2 separate regions of the Homo sapiens genome follow, and region 2 is linked to region 1. Evidence: read pairs that join two places in POLR2A ChIA-PET (ENCODE). Cell type or tissue: PC-3. All regions are shown on one strand. Each heading gives the region's core, and the rest is flanking DNA. Links, peaks and the distances in the headings are about the cores only. Region 1 has its middle 17 kb from the start of ZNF460. Region 2 holds the start of LOC124904780 (a long non-coding RNA gene).

What was found. Peaks named below come from ENCODE experiments on the same cell type or tissue, not always from the same donor. Only the 100,000 strongest peaks of a DNase experiment are listed, where the experiment ranks them.
Region 2: POLR2A ChIA-PET joins it to region 1 with 13 read pairs; 5 of 35 experiments call an interaction of 5 or more read pairs at or near these places.

What each region holds. Positions count from the first base shown.
Region 1 is chr19:57,294,150-57,300,941 of GRCh38, reverse strand. No RefSeq gene overlaps it. Among named protein-coding and RNA genes, the nearest start is that of ZNF460, 17 kb to the right of the region's middle. In PC-3, for the core only: no CTCF peak of the experiment used is centred there; no DNase peak of the experiment used is centred there.
Region 2 is chr19:57,168,979-57,175,770 of GRCh38, reverse strand. LOC124904780 (a long non-coding RNA gene) reads right to left here and starts at 3,527. Exons shown (of 2, transcript XR_007067355.1): 1 at 3,475-3,527. It also overlaps the pseudogene LOC100132009. RefSeq lists an enhancer at 3,500-3,559 and a silencer at 3,891-3,940. In PC-3, for the core only: no CTCF peak of the experiment used is centred there; a DNase peak (open chromatin) is centred at 3,250; H3K4me3 peaks cover 1,593 bases.

The sequences.
Region 1 (6,792 bases), core at 2,834-5,333:
AACAAACAAACAAACAAAAAACCCTCAATAGGATACAAGATAATACAGAAAGATAATTCAATAAAATCAGAAAAACAATTCATAACATGAAAGAGAAATTTAAGAAAGAAATATTTTAAAATCACCAAACAGGAATCCTGCAGCTGAAGAATTTAATGTATAAAATATAAGGTACAATAGAGAGCATCAATAGCAAACTTACTCAAGCAAAGAAAGATAAAGAGTTTGTTTGGAATTACCAGTGAGAGAAGAATAAATAAGAATGACAAGGAGTGAAGAAAGCCTACCAGACTTATTAGATAACATCAAGGGAAAAAAATTTCATATTTTTAGAGTTCCAGAAGGCAAAGAGATGACAAAAGGCATAGAAAATATATTTAACAGGTCGGGTGCGGTGGCTCACACCTGTAATCCTAGCACTTTGGGAGGCTGAGGTGGGTGGATCACCTGAGGTCAGGAATTTGAGACCAGCTTGGGCAACATGGCGAAACCCCGTCTCTACCAAAAATACAAAAAATTAGCCAGGCATGGTGGTGGGTGCCTGTAATCCCAGCTACTCGGGAGGCTGAGGCAGGAGAATCACTTGAACCTGAGAGGCAGAGGTTGCAGTGAACCAAGATTGCACCGTTGCACTCCAGCCTGGGCAAGAAGGGTGAAAATGCCGTCTCAAAAAAAAAAGAAAAAAAGAAAAAAATATATATTTAATACAACTTTTTAAATAAAACAGGCCAGGCGTGGTGGCTCACGCCTGTAATCCCAGCACTTTGGGAGGCCAAGGCAGGTGGATCATGAGGTTAGGAGTTCAAGACCAGTCTGGCCAACATGGCGAAACCCCGTCTCTACTAAAAGTACGAAAAATTAGCTGGGTGTGGTGGTGTGCACCTGTAATCCCAGCTATTTGGGAGGCTGAGGCCAGAGAATCGCATGAACCCAGGAGGCGGAGGGTGCAGTAAGCCAAGACTGCGTCATTGCACTCCAGCCCGGGCGACAGTGCGAGACTCTGTCTCAAAAAAAAAAAAATTAAAAAAATAAAACATATTTAATGAAATTATAGCTGCTAAGGAGATCACAGCAAGATTAAAAATAAAAGAAAACGAAAAAGACAATGAAATAATAGCTAAAAACCTCCCAAGTCTTGCGAGAGATATGGACATTCAGATCCAGGAAGCTCAAAGATCCCCAAAAAGGTCACCTCCAAGGCACATTATATTTGAACTGACAAAAGTCAAAGACAAAGAGAAAAATCCAAAAGTACCAGTAGAAAAGCATCAAGTCATATATAAGGGAATCTTCATTAGAATAACAGCAGAAACCTCACAGGCCAGGAAAAAATGGGATGATATATCCAAATTTCTGAAAGAAAAGAAAAAATATCGGTCAAAAATACTATGCACAGCAAACCAATCCATCAGAAATTAGGTAGAAATAGCCAGCCACAGTGGCTCATGCCTATAATCCCAGTATTTTAGGATGCTGAGGCAGGCGAATTACTTGAGGTCAGGAGTTCAAGACCAGCCTGGCCAACATGGTGAAACCCCATCTCTACAAAAATACAAAAATTAACCAGGCATGGTGGCATGCGCCTGTAATCCCAGCTGCTCCAGAGGCTGAGACAGGAGAATCGCTTGAACCTGGGAGGTGGAGGCTGCAGTGAGCCAAGATCATGCCACTGCACTCCAGCATGGGCAAGAGAGTGAAACTCCACTTAAAAAAAAAAAAGAAAGAGAAAAATTAGGTAGAAATAAAGTGTGTCTCAGGCAAGCAAAAATTAAGGGAATTTATCACCACTACACCAGCCTTTCAAGAAATGATCAAGGGAATGCTATATCGGGAAATAAGAAGACAATAATCACCATTATGTAACCACATAAAAGTATAAGACTCACTGGTAGAGCAGATAGGCAAAGAAAAAAGAGAAAAAAAAAATCAAATCTTATCACTACAGAAAACCACCAAAATACAATGATAAAAAATAAGAGATGAAGAAAAGAACAAAGGATATACAAAACATTCTGAAAACCACAAAATGAAAGGAGTCTTCACTTAAAAATAATAACCTTGAGGTAAACAGATTAAATTCCTACCTTAAAAGATATATACTAAATGGGTTTTTAAAATGACCCAACTATATGCTACCTATAAGAAACTCACTTCACCTCTAAAGACACAAATATGGCCAGGCGCAGTGACTCACACCTGTAATCCCAGCACTTTGGGAGGCTGAGGCGGGTGGATCACCTGAGGTCAGTTCGAGACCAGCCTGGCCAACATAGTGAAACCCCATCTCTACTAAAAATACAAAAATTAGCCGGGTGTGGTGGCGCACACCTGTAGTCCCAGCTACTCGGGAGGGTGAGGCAGGAGAAATGCTTAAACCCAGGAGTCAGAGGTTGCAGTGAGCCAAGATAGCACCACTGCACTCCAGCCTGGGTGACAGAGCGAGACTATGTCTGGAAAAAAAAAAAAAAAAAAAAGACACAGACTGAAAGCGAAGGAATAGAATATATTCCATGCAAATGGAAACCAAAAGCAAGCAGGAGTAGCTATACATTTTTTTTCTTTTTTCTTTTCTTTTTTTTTTTTTTTTACCACAATCATGACTATATAAGGAGTAGCTATACTTACGATAAGAGACTTTGTATCAAACACAGTAGGGATGAAATCAGGAAGAGGATACAAAAATTGTAAATATATATGCACCCAATATCAGAGCACCCAGATATGTAAGGCAAATATTATTAGATCTAAAGGGGAAGACAATACAATAATACAATAATACTTGTGGACTTCAACACCCTACTTTCAGCAATGGACAGATCATATACATAGAAAATCAACAAAGAAACACCAAGTTTAAACTGACTTTAGACCAAATGGACTTAAAAGACACTAACAGATCTTTTCATCCAACAGCTACAGAATACATATTTTTTTTCATAAGCACATGCAATATTTTCAAGGAGAGGCCACATGTTAAACCACAAAACAAATCACAAAAATTAAAAGAATTAAAATCACATCAAGTACCTTTCTGACCACAATGAAATAAACCTAGAAATCAATAACAAGAGGAACTTTTAAAGCAGCACAAATAAATGGAAATTAAATAACATGATTCTGAATGACCAATGGGTAATGAAGAAATTAAGAAACAAAATTTAAATGTCTTAAAATGAGTGAAAACAGAAACACAACATATAAAAATGTATGGGATGCAGCAAGAGCAGTTTTAAGAGGGAAGTATTTAGTAATAAACACCTACATCAAAAACAAGAAAGATCTGGCTGGGCATGGTGGCTCACACCTGTAATCCCAGTGCTTTGGGAGCGCAAGGCAGGAGGACGACTTGATGCTGGGTCAAGACCAGCCTGGGCCATATATATAGCAAGACCTTATCTCTAAAAAAAAAAAAAAAAAAAAAAAAAAAAAAAAAAAAAAGATTAGCTGGTCATGATAGCGCATACCAGTAGTCCTAGCTATTCTGGAGGCAGAGGTGGGAGAACTGCTTGAGCCCAAGAATTCAAAACTGAGGTGTGAGGATCACTTGAGCCCAGGAGTTTGAGTTGATTGTACCATTACACTCCAGCCTACGTAACACAGTAAGACCCTGTCTCTTAAAAAAAGAAAAAAAGAAAAAAGAAAAATCTAACAATGCTTCTCAAGGAACTAGAAAAGAACACATCAGACCCAAAATTACAAGGAAAGAATTAATAAAGATCAGAAGAGTAATAAATAAAACTGAGACTTAAAAAAAAATTCAAAGGATCAACAAAATGAAAAGTTCATTTTTTGAAAAGAAACCATTAGACTAACCAAGAGAAAAGACTCAAAATCAAACACATACAAAAATGACACTGCAACTGATACCACAAAAATACAGAGTCATTAGAGACTATTATGAACAACTACAAACCAAAAAGTTGGAAAACCTACAGAAAATAAATTCCTAGACACATACAACCCATCAGGATTGAACCTAGAAGAAACAGAAAATTTCAATTGACCAATTCTGAGTAACAAGATTTAAGCAGTAATAAAAAGTCACCCATCAAAGGAAAGTCCATGATCTCATGGCTTCACTGCTGAATTCTACCAAACATTTTAGGGGAATTAAATATGAATTCTTCTCAAACTTTCCCAGAATAATGAAGAGGAGGGAATTATTCTAAACTCACTCCACAAGCCAGCATTACCATGACACAAGCACCAGATAAGGACACACACATGCAAAAGAAAACTACAGGCCAATATTCCTGATGAACATAAATGCAAAACTCCTCAACAAAATACTAGCCAACCAAATCCAAAAGTACATCAAAAAGATTGTTTACCATGACCAAGTGGAATTCATTCTAGGGATGCAAGAATGGGTTCAACATACACAAAACAATAAACATGATAAATCAACAGAATGAAGAACAAAAAATGTGATTATCTCCATAGGTGGAGAAAAAGCCTCTGGTAACATTCAATATCCCCTCATGATGAAAACTCTTAACAAATTACACATAATAATAGAAAGAATGGGCCGGCCGCGGTGGCTTACACCTGTAATCCCAGCACTTTGGGAGGCCGAGGCGGGCGGATCACGAGGTCAGGAGATCAAGATCATCCTGGCTAACATGGTGAAAACCCATCTCTACTAAAAATACAAAAAATTAGCCAGGCATGGTGGTGGGCACCTGTAGTTCCAGCTACTTGGGAGGCTGAGGCAGGAGAATGGTGTGAACCCAGAAGGCGGAGCTTGCAGTGAGCTGAGATCATGCCACTGCACTCCAGCTGGGCGACAGAGCGAGACTCCATCTCAAAAAAAAAATTAAAAAAAATTATAATAATAATAGAAAGAACGTACCTCAACATAATAAAGGTAATAAGTAACATACCCACAGCTAACATCATGCATAATGGGAAAGTGCTGAAAGCTTTCTCTCTATAATCTGAAACAAAACAAGTATGCCCACTTTCACACCTTTTAACAAAGTACAAAAGGTCTGAGACAGAGTAATCAGGCAAGACAAAGAAATAAAGGGCATGCAGATCAGGAAGCATGAAGTCAAATTATCCCTGTATGCACATGACAGGATCAAATATATAGAAAACCCTAAACTCCAAAAGTGGCACCAAAAAAATCTTAGGACTGATAAATTCACTGAACTTGCAGGATATAAAATCAACATGCAAAAATCAGCAGCATTTCTATACACCAACAATGAATTAGCTGAAAAAGAAATCAAGAAAGCCATCCCATTTACAATACTTCAACAAAAATAAAATAAGAATACATGGAAAACTATATAACACTGATGAAGTAAATCAAAGAGGACACACATAAAAAAGGAAAAACATCCCATGGTCATGGATTAGAATGGTTACTATAAAAATGAACATACTTTCCTGTAAGAGATAGCTTATGAAAAAAAATGAACATACTACCTCAAGTGATCTACAGATTCAATGCACTCTTAACAAAATACCAATGACATTTTTCACAGAAATAGAAATAGTAATCCTAAAATTCATGATATCACAGAAGATACTGAATATCCAAAGCAATCCTAAGCAAAAAGAACAAAATGGGAGTCATCACACTACCTGACCTTGAAATATACTACAAAGTGATGGTAACCAAAACAGCATGGTTCAGGTATTTTTTAAAAACCACACAAACCAATGGAACAAAACAGAGAGCCCAGGAATAAATCCCATTTACAGCCAACTGATTTCTAACAAAGGCACAAAGAACATTCACTGGGAAAAGGACAGTCTCTTCAATAAATGGTGCTGGGACACTGGATATTCATATGCAGAAGAATGAAAGTAGACTCATCTCTCACCATACACAAAAATCAACTCAAAACACCAAGTATGCTGGCTCATACCTGTAATCTTAGCTACTCAGAAGGCTGAGTTGTGGCTCACTTGAGTCCAGGAGTTCAGGACCAAGCTGGGCAATGTGGTGAGACTATGTCTCTAAAAAATAATTAAAAAGCAAAAACAAAAATTGGGAATGTATTTTTAGGGCAATTTGAATCTATGCTCTCAGGATAATCAACTCAAAATGGTTTGAAAGCTTAAATGTAAGAGCAAAAACTATGAAACTACAGAAGAAAACATAGGGGAAATGCTTCTGGATATTGGTCTGGGCAAGGATTTTATGAATACCTGAAAATCAAGGTAACAAAAGCACAAATAAACAAAGGGATTATATTAAACTAAAAAACTTCTGCACAGCAAAGGAAACAACAGAATGAAGAGACAACTAGTAGAGTGGGATAAAATATTTGCAAACTATTCATCTGAAAGGGATTAATATCCAGAATATAAAAGGAACTCAATAGCAAAAAAAATAAAAATAAAAAATCTGATTTTAAAATGGGTAAATAAGGTGAATAGACATCCCTCAAAAGGAGACATACAAATGGCCAAGTATATGAAAAAATGCTCAACATCACTAATCAGGGAAATGCAAATCAAAACCACAATGAGATATAATTTCACCTCAGTTAGGATGGCTATTACCAAAGATAAAAAATAAAAAATGCTGCTGAGAACATGGAAAAGGGGGAACTCTTATATATGGCTGGTAGGAATGCTAATTAGTATAGCCATATGGAAAACAGTATGAATGTTCCTCAAAAATCTAAAACTATAGCCAGGCACGGTGGTGTGTGCCTGTAGTCCCAGCTACTCAGGAGGCTGAGGTGCAGGACTGCTTGAGCCCAGGAGTCTGAGACCAGCCTGAATAACACAGCAAGACCCCATTTTAAAAAATGAAAAATAAACAAAAGTTAA
Region 2 (6,792 bases), core at 1,936-4,435, 120 kb after region 1:
TTCCTGCTTGCAAAAGCTCATCAAACATGTCCACAGAGACTTTGACTTTTCTGAGCTTGATTCATTCCTTGAGAGTGGCTTCACTTATGTCTTTGATCTGAGGTTCAAAGTACTCAGGCATTAAACACAGTGTATGAGGTTCAGCTATGTCTTTCTGAAAATATTTGGAGTATGAATTAATAATGAACTTGGCCGTATTCTCCCCGGATTTCTTTGCCAGTAAAAATGAACGAGATTCTGAAGAGGATGTTGGTATGAGGTAAGGATTATCTTGAAACACGCAAGGTACAGCCGTGGGAACCCTGTTTACTGTGGATGCAAGAGCCTGAAGAACGGCTACTTTATCCCAAGTTTTCTTTTTTGGAATTACTACTTCTTCAATCCCTGTTATATCAGTTCCTTCAATATTTGAGAGGGTTGCACTTCCAGAATAAAATCTCAGCTGTGTGCTTGTTCACATAGACCTGCTGGCTGACCCGTCAGTGGCTGGTCAAGCCTGCTGCAGAGCCCCAGCCAGCGAACAGCAGCTACAGCCGCCATCTTTGACTTCTCTGCCAAGTGCTCCCACTCTTACACAATCATTCAACATCCCATTTCTGACACCACATCTAAAGCAAAAAAACTAACTGTTCTTTTCTTTCAACTCACTCAAAACAGAACATTTGTGTGACCAAATGAGTGGAGGTTTTTTCATCCATCCCAGTTTTCCAGGAGACACCAGTAGGTGTCCTATAATTCAAATCTGACACTATCTACTTGAAGGAAGTGTCACATCCCATAGGTTGAGGACTAAGTCCCACAGAATTGCCCTTCACTTCAGATGCCAGTCACAATCACCTGGTTGTGGCCTGTGCTTTTGACCAACTACATTAGAATTGGGGTTCCCACAACCCCCTAGAACTCATTTCTAGAATGGCTCATAGAACTCGGGGAAACACTTTGCTTATGTTTACTGTTTTATAATAAAAGATATCACAAAGGATACAAACAAACAGTCAGAAAAGATACACAGGGCAAGGTATGTGAGAAGAGGTGTGGAGCTTCCATGCCCTCTCCAGGAACACTGAATGTGTTCAGCAATCTGGAAAGCTAAAATCTTGTTGTCCAAGAGTTTTTATAGAGCTTCATGTCAAGCCATCCCACCCTTTCCACTTCACAGAGGTTGGTGGGTAGGACTGAAAGTTCCAACTCTCTAATCTTTCTGGTGACCAGCTTCATCTTGAGGCTGTCTAGGGTCTCCACCCTAAGCCATCTCATTGGTATAAACTGAGATGTGATCAAAAAGTCATTAAAAATAACAAAAGACATTTCAACACACAGGAAATTCCAAGGGTTTCAGGAGCTCTGTGATAGAAATAAGAAAGTCAAGCCTACTTGAGTTTGGAGAGGCTAATGCTGGGTAGTGTGAGCACCAATACAATGAGATAAATGGATTATAATGCCGCAGATAAAAATCATCCACTCCATGTGGCTTCTAAAATAATTAACTAACTTAAAATGGATGGGATGGGATGGGCCGGGCGCGGTGGCTCACGCCTGTAATCTCAGCACTTTGGGAGGCTGAGAGGGGTGGATCACCTGAGGTGGGCCGGGCGCGGTGGCTCACGCCTGTAATCTCAACACTTTGGGAGGCCGAGGGGGGTGGATCACCTGAGGTGGGCCCGGCGTGGTGGCTCACGCCTGTAATCTCAACACTTTGGGAGGCTGAGAGGGGTGGATCACCTGAGGTGGGCCGGGCGCGGTGGCTCACGCCTGTAATCTCAACACTTTGGGAGGCCGAGGGGGGTGGATCACCTGAGGTCAGTAGTTTGAGACCAGCCTGGCCAACATGGTGAAACCCCATCTCTACTAAAAAAAAACAAAAACAAAAACAAAAAAAAAACCCAAAAAAAACAAAATTAGCTGGGTGTGGTAGCACACGCCTGTAGTCTCAGCTACTTGGGAAGCTGAGACAGGAGAATCACTTGAAATCGGGAGGCGGAGGCTGCAGTGAGCCTAGATCGCGCAACTGCACTCCAGCCCGGATGACAAGAGTGAGACTCTTTCTCAAAAACAAAAAAAAAGAAAAGAAAAAAGAATGGGATGGGTAAAGTTCTTTACAGGAGTGTCAACTTATAAGTATAAAATGTAAAGAAGTAATAGAAATAGAATCCCCACAAGCAGTGATCACAGATTCAGGGAAGAATCATCAACAGAGGCTAAAACTAGAGGCTGAAGTGGGGGGACTTAATATTATTCAGACATTGCAAAGAATTGACCCACAGATTACTTATTAATTACAAAGAAGAAAGAGTGGAGAGATCTAGTAGATACCATCTTAACCAAGTAGTCAAAATCCAAATCTCCCAAATGGACAAACTGTATACTTAGGTGCCTCCTTATAGGACATAACATCATTGGCAATTCTGGGGCAAAATAAATGTGTTCATTGAATTATTGTTGGAACTTTGGAAAAGGTATACATTTTTCAAAATAAATAACTTGTCCTTCAAATCTCCAATATACTGAATACCTGATATTGGGCAAATTACACGTCTTCCTGGGCCTCAGTTTCCTCACATTAAAAATATGGAGATAATGTTATTACTTGCCTGCTCAATTGTAAGGTTTACAAAAAGAAAATACGTAGTTAATAACTCAGGGCTTGGTAAATGTTTGCTATTTGGAATAAACTGATGGGAGGCTACATGCAATTTCTACTTACCCCTTTAGCATGAAGATACTAAAAAAAAATTGTTTTAATGTTAATACTGGTCAGCTGTGCCTGAATTCCTTTTTTTTTTTTTTTTTTTTTTGAGGCGTAGTCTTGCTCTGGTGCTGAGGCTGGAGTGGCAGTGGCGCGATCTCGGCTCACTGCAACCTCCACCTCCCGGGTTAAAGCAATTCTCCTGCCTCAGCCTCCTGAGTAGTTGGGATACAGGCGCCCGCCACCACGCCTGGCTAATTTTTGTATTTTTAGTAGAGACGGGGTTTCTCCATGTTGGCCAGGCTGGTCTCGAACTCCTGACCTCATGTGATCCACCCACCTCGGCCTCCGAAAGTGCTGGGATTACAGGCATGAGCCACCGCGCCCGACCTGTGCCTGAATTTCAAAGAGAGGAGGGTAAAATGAGGCATGTCCCATCTCCTTCCTATCGCGGCCGAACTAGTGTTTCCGGTTAAGTTTGCCATGCTCTTAGCTGAGAGGAGGGGTCCATTCAGTTGGCTGGGAGCTTAGAATTTGATTTTTAGTTTACAGCTCTGTGATTCACCCGGGAGAGATGCAGAGTTAGGACAACAGGAGAGAAGCGAACCCGGAGAGCAACGCCTCCCAGCACTGCCTGACATCAACCGCTCTGGCAGGGCGACCACGCGGCCGGGGCCCTCCGGAAAGCAGCCTTAATCCCCGCCCGACCGCAGGTCTCGGGCCACGCAGCGCTAACAGCCGCGGGAGGGGGACCCAAACGTCAGCGGTCCCCAAATACAGGACCCTACCTTGCTCTGGCATCTCACCGGCCCTCCCTGCTGCCACTGAGCGCCGCGGAGAGGACGAGCCCGGCGCGCCCCGCCCCCTCGCGCGCCCCGCCCCCTCGCGCGCCCCGCCCCCTCGCGCGCCCCGCCCCCTCGCGCGCCCCGCCCCCTCGCGCGCCCCGCCCCCTCGCGCGCCCCGCCCCCTCGCGCGCCCCGCCCCCTCGCGCGCCCCGCCCCCTCGCGCGCCCCCGCCCCCTCGCACGCCCCCGCCCCCTCGCACGCCCCGCCCCCTCGCGGCCCCCGCCCCCCTCGCGGCCCGCGGCCCCCGCCCCCCGGACCCCCGCTCGCGCTCCCCGGACCCCAGCTCGCGGCCCCGGACCCCCGCTCGCGCCCCCCGGCCCGGGGACGCATTTCCCTTGCCTGCACCCAAGCCGGTAAAAGGGCAGACGTGGCAGCTCAAGGCGCCTGCGCCCAGCAGGTTGCAGGCCCCACTCTCTCAGGGAGACCAACATACTTGCGGAGCCGCACAGAGAGGTGAAGCTTAAAAGAGGTACCGGTGATGATATCCGGGCTTTTGAGGGCACGGAATTGAAAACTGGAGTGAAACATACAAATAAAAGGAAATAAAAGCTCATCAAGTTTTCTTTGTGTTGCTGATGGTGTAGCACAGGTCAGATACTCGCCCTGCAGAAAAGTCAGGTCAGGAATTTAGGATGCAGGATGACTTCTGATTCTTCCCCAGAGGCACTACCTGTGTGCACTGTTGGCCTCCCTTCTCCACGACTTCACCTGCATTTTTATGTACAATTTTAAAGGTTCTCGATATGGAATTGGAAATGGAATCCTGTGTCTTTTGGTAAACATTTACTAAAAGGCATCACATCTTGTTCTCCGTTTTCAGGAAGTTCACTCCTCCTTGTCAGTACTTTGACTAGACAATTAAAATAAACATAGATCCAATTTAGAAGAATGCTATAAAGATACAAAAAACATAAAAACAAAATATTATTTTAAAATACTGAATTAAGAAAACACTTGCAGGACATAGGACAAATGCAGCATAATATTTAAGTCTCAAAGAAATGTTCTACCTAAGAAAGAAGCAAAGAATCTGAAAGCTAATAAAAGAAAAATAAAATATGGCAAATACATTTGATTAAAAGTGTTCAAGCACGCTAGCGCTCAAATTAAAAATAAAACAATGAGATATTATTTCCAGCTCTAAGATTTATAATGATTGAAAATTTGATGGCTGGGCATGGTAGCTCATGCATTTACTGTCAGAGCACTTTTGGAGCCCTAGGGGGTAAGATCGCTTGAGCCCAGGAGTCGGAGGCTGCAGTGAGCCATGGTTGCACCACTGCATTCCAGCCTGGGCGACAGAGCAAGACCCTCTCAAAACAAATAAATAAATAAATACAATTTAAAAAAGAAAGAAAAATATTTTAAATAACTAAACTGAAACAGGTCAGGGTCACTGGTCTCATTGTCTAAGGTGTTATCTAAGCTCGTGGTCTCATGACCAAGAAAATTAAGGAGCGTGGACACAAACAGTGAGGTTGGATCAAAAATAGAAGCAGAGAGTAAAATGGTGGTTGCCGGGGGCTTGAGTGAAGGGGAAATGGGGAAATGTTGGTCAAGAAGTACAAATTTTCAGTTTTGCAAGATAAGTTTTGGGGATTTAAGGTACATAGTGACGTTATTTGACATGTACATTGTGACATTATGTGACATAGTTAACAAATTAGAAAAAAAAATTTTAAATTGGATGATCAGAAATGAAAAAAACAATACTACTTGACATTTGCTAAGAGGATAGATTTTTATTTTTTGCGACAAGGATAGACCTTAAGTGTTCTTCTGCATGGGGGAGAAAAGGATATTTTTTTTAAAAAGTGTTCTGACCGCACACACACACACACACAAAGGGTATAATTTGAGGTGGTTAATACATCAATCAGCTTGATTTGATTATGGTAACCATATCATATTATATGTGTATATCAAAATTCAAATCGTATATTTAAAATATGTATCTTTTTTGTCAACTGTACCTCAATAAAGCTAAAAAGTAAATACAAGGCCCAGGGCAGTGGATCACACCTGTAATCCTAGCACTTTGGGAGGCCGAGGCAGGTGGATCACCTGAGGTCAGTAGTTCGAGACCAGCCTGGCCAATATGGTGAAACCCCATCTCTACTAAAAATACAAAAAATTAGCCAGACGTGGTGGCAGATGCCTGTAATCCCAGCTACTCAGGAGCCTGAGGCAGGAGAATCACTTGAATCTGGGAGGCAGAGGCTGCAGTGACCTGAGATCACCCCACTGCACTTCAGCCTGGGCAACAAGAGTGAAACACTGTCTCAAAAAAAAAAAAAAGTAAATACAATATTTAATTGGAGTAAATATAATATAATGTAACATATATGCACACACACAAAGGGTGTGGTTTGAGGTGGTAAATACATCAATCAGCTTGATTTGATTATGGTAATTATATCTTTTGTGTATTTCAAAATTCAAACTATATTTAAAATATATATCATTTATATCATTTTTGTCAACTGTACCTCAATAAAGCTAAAAAGTAAATACAATATTTAATTGGAGTAAATATAATATAATGTAATATATATGTACACACACACAAAGGGAGTGGTTTGAGGTGGTAAATACATCAATCAGCTTGATTTGATTATGGTAATTATATCTTTTGTGTATTTCAAAATTCAAACTGTATATTTAAAATATATATCATTTATATCATTTTTGTCAACTGTACCTCAATAAAGCTAAAAAGTAAATACAATATTTAATTGGAGTAAATATAATATAATGTAATATATATGTACACACACACAAAGGGTGTGGTTTGAGGTGGTAAATACATCAATCAGCTTGATTTGATTATGGTAATTATATCTTTTGTGTATTTCAAAATTCAAACTGTATATTTAAAATATATATCATTTATATCATTTTTGTCAACTGTACCTCAATAAAGCTAAAAAGTAAATACAATATTTAATTGGAGTAAATATAATATAATGTAATATATATGTACACACACACAAAGGGTGTGGTTTGAGGTGGTAAATACATCAATCAGCTTGATTTGATTATGGTAATTATATCTTTTGTGTATTTCAAAATTCAAACTGTATATTTAAAATATATATCATTTATATCATTTTTGTTAACTGTACCTCAATAAAGCTAAAAAGTAAATACAATAATTGGAGTAAATATAATATAATGTAATATATATGTACACACACACAAAGGGTGTGGTTTGAGGTGGTAAATACATCAATCAGCTTGATTTGATTATGGTAATTGAAT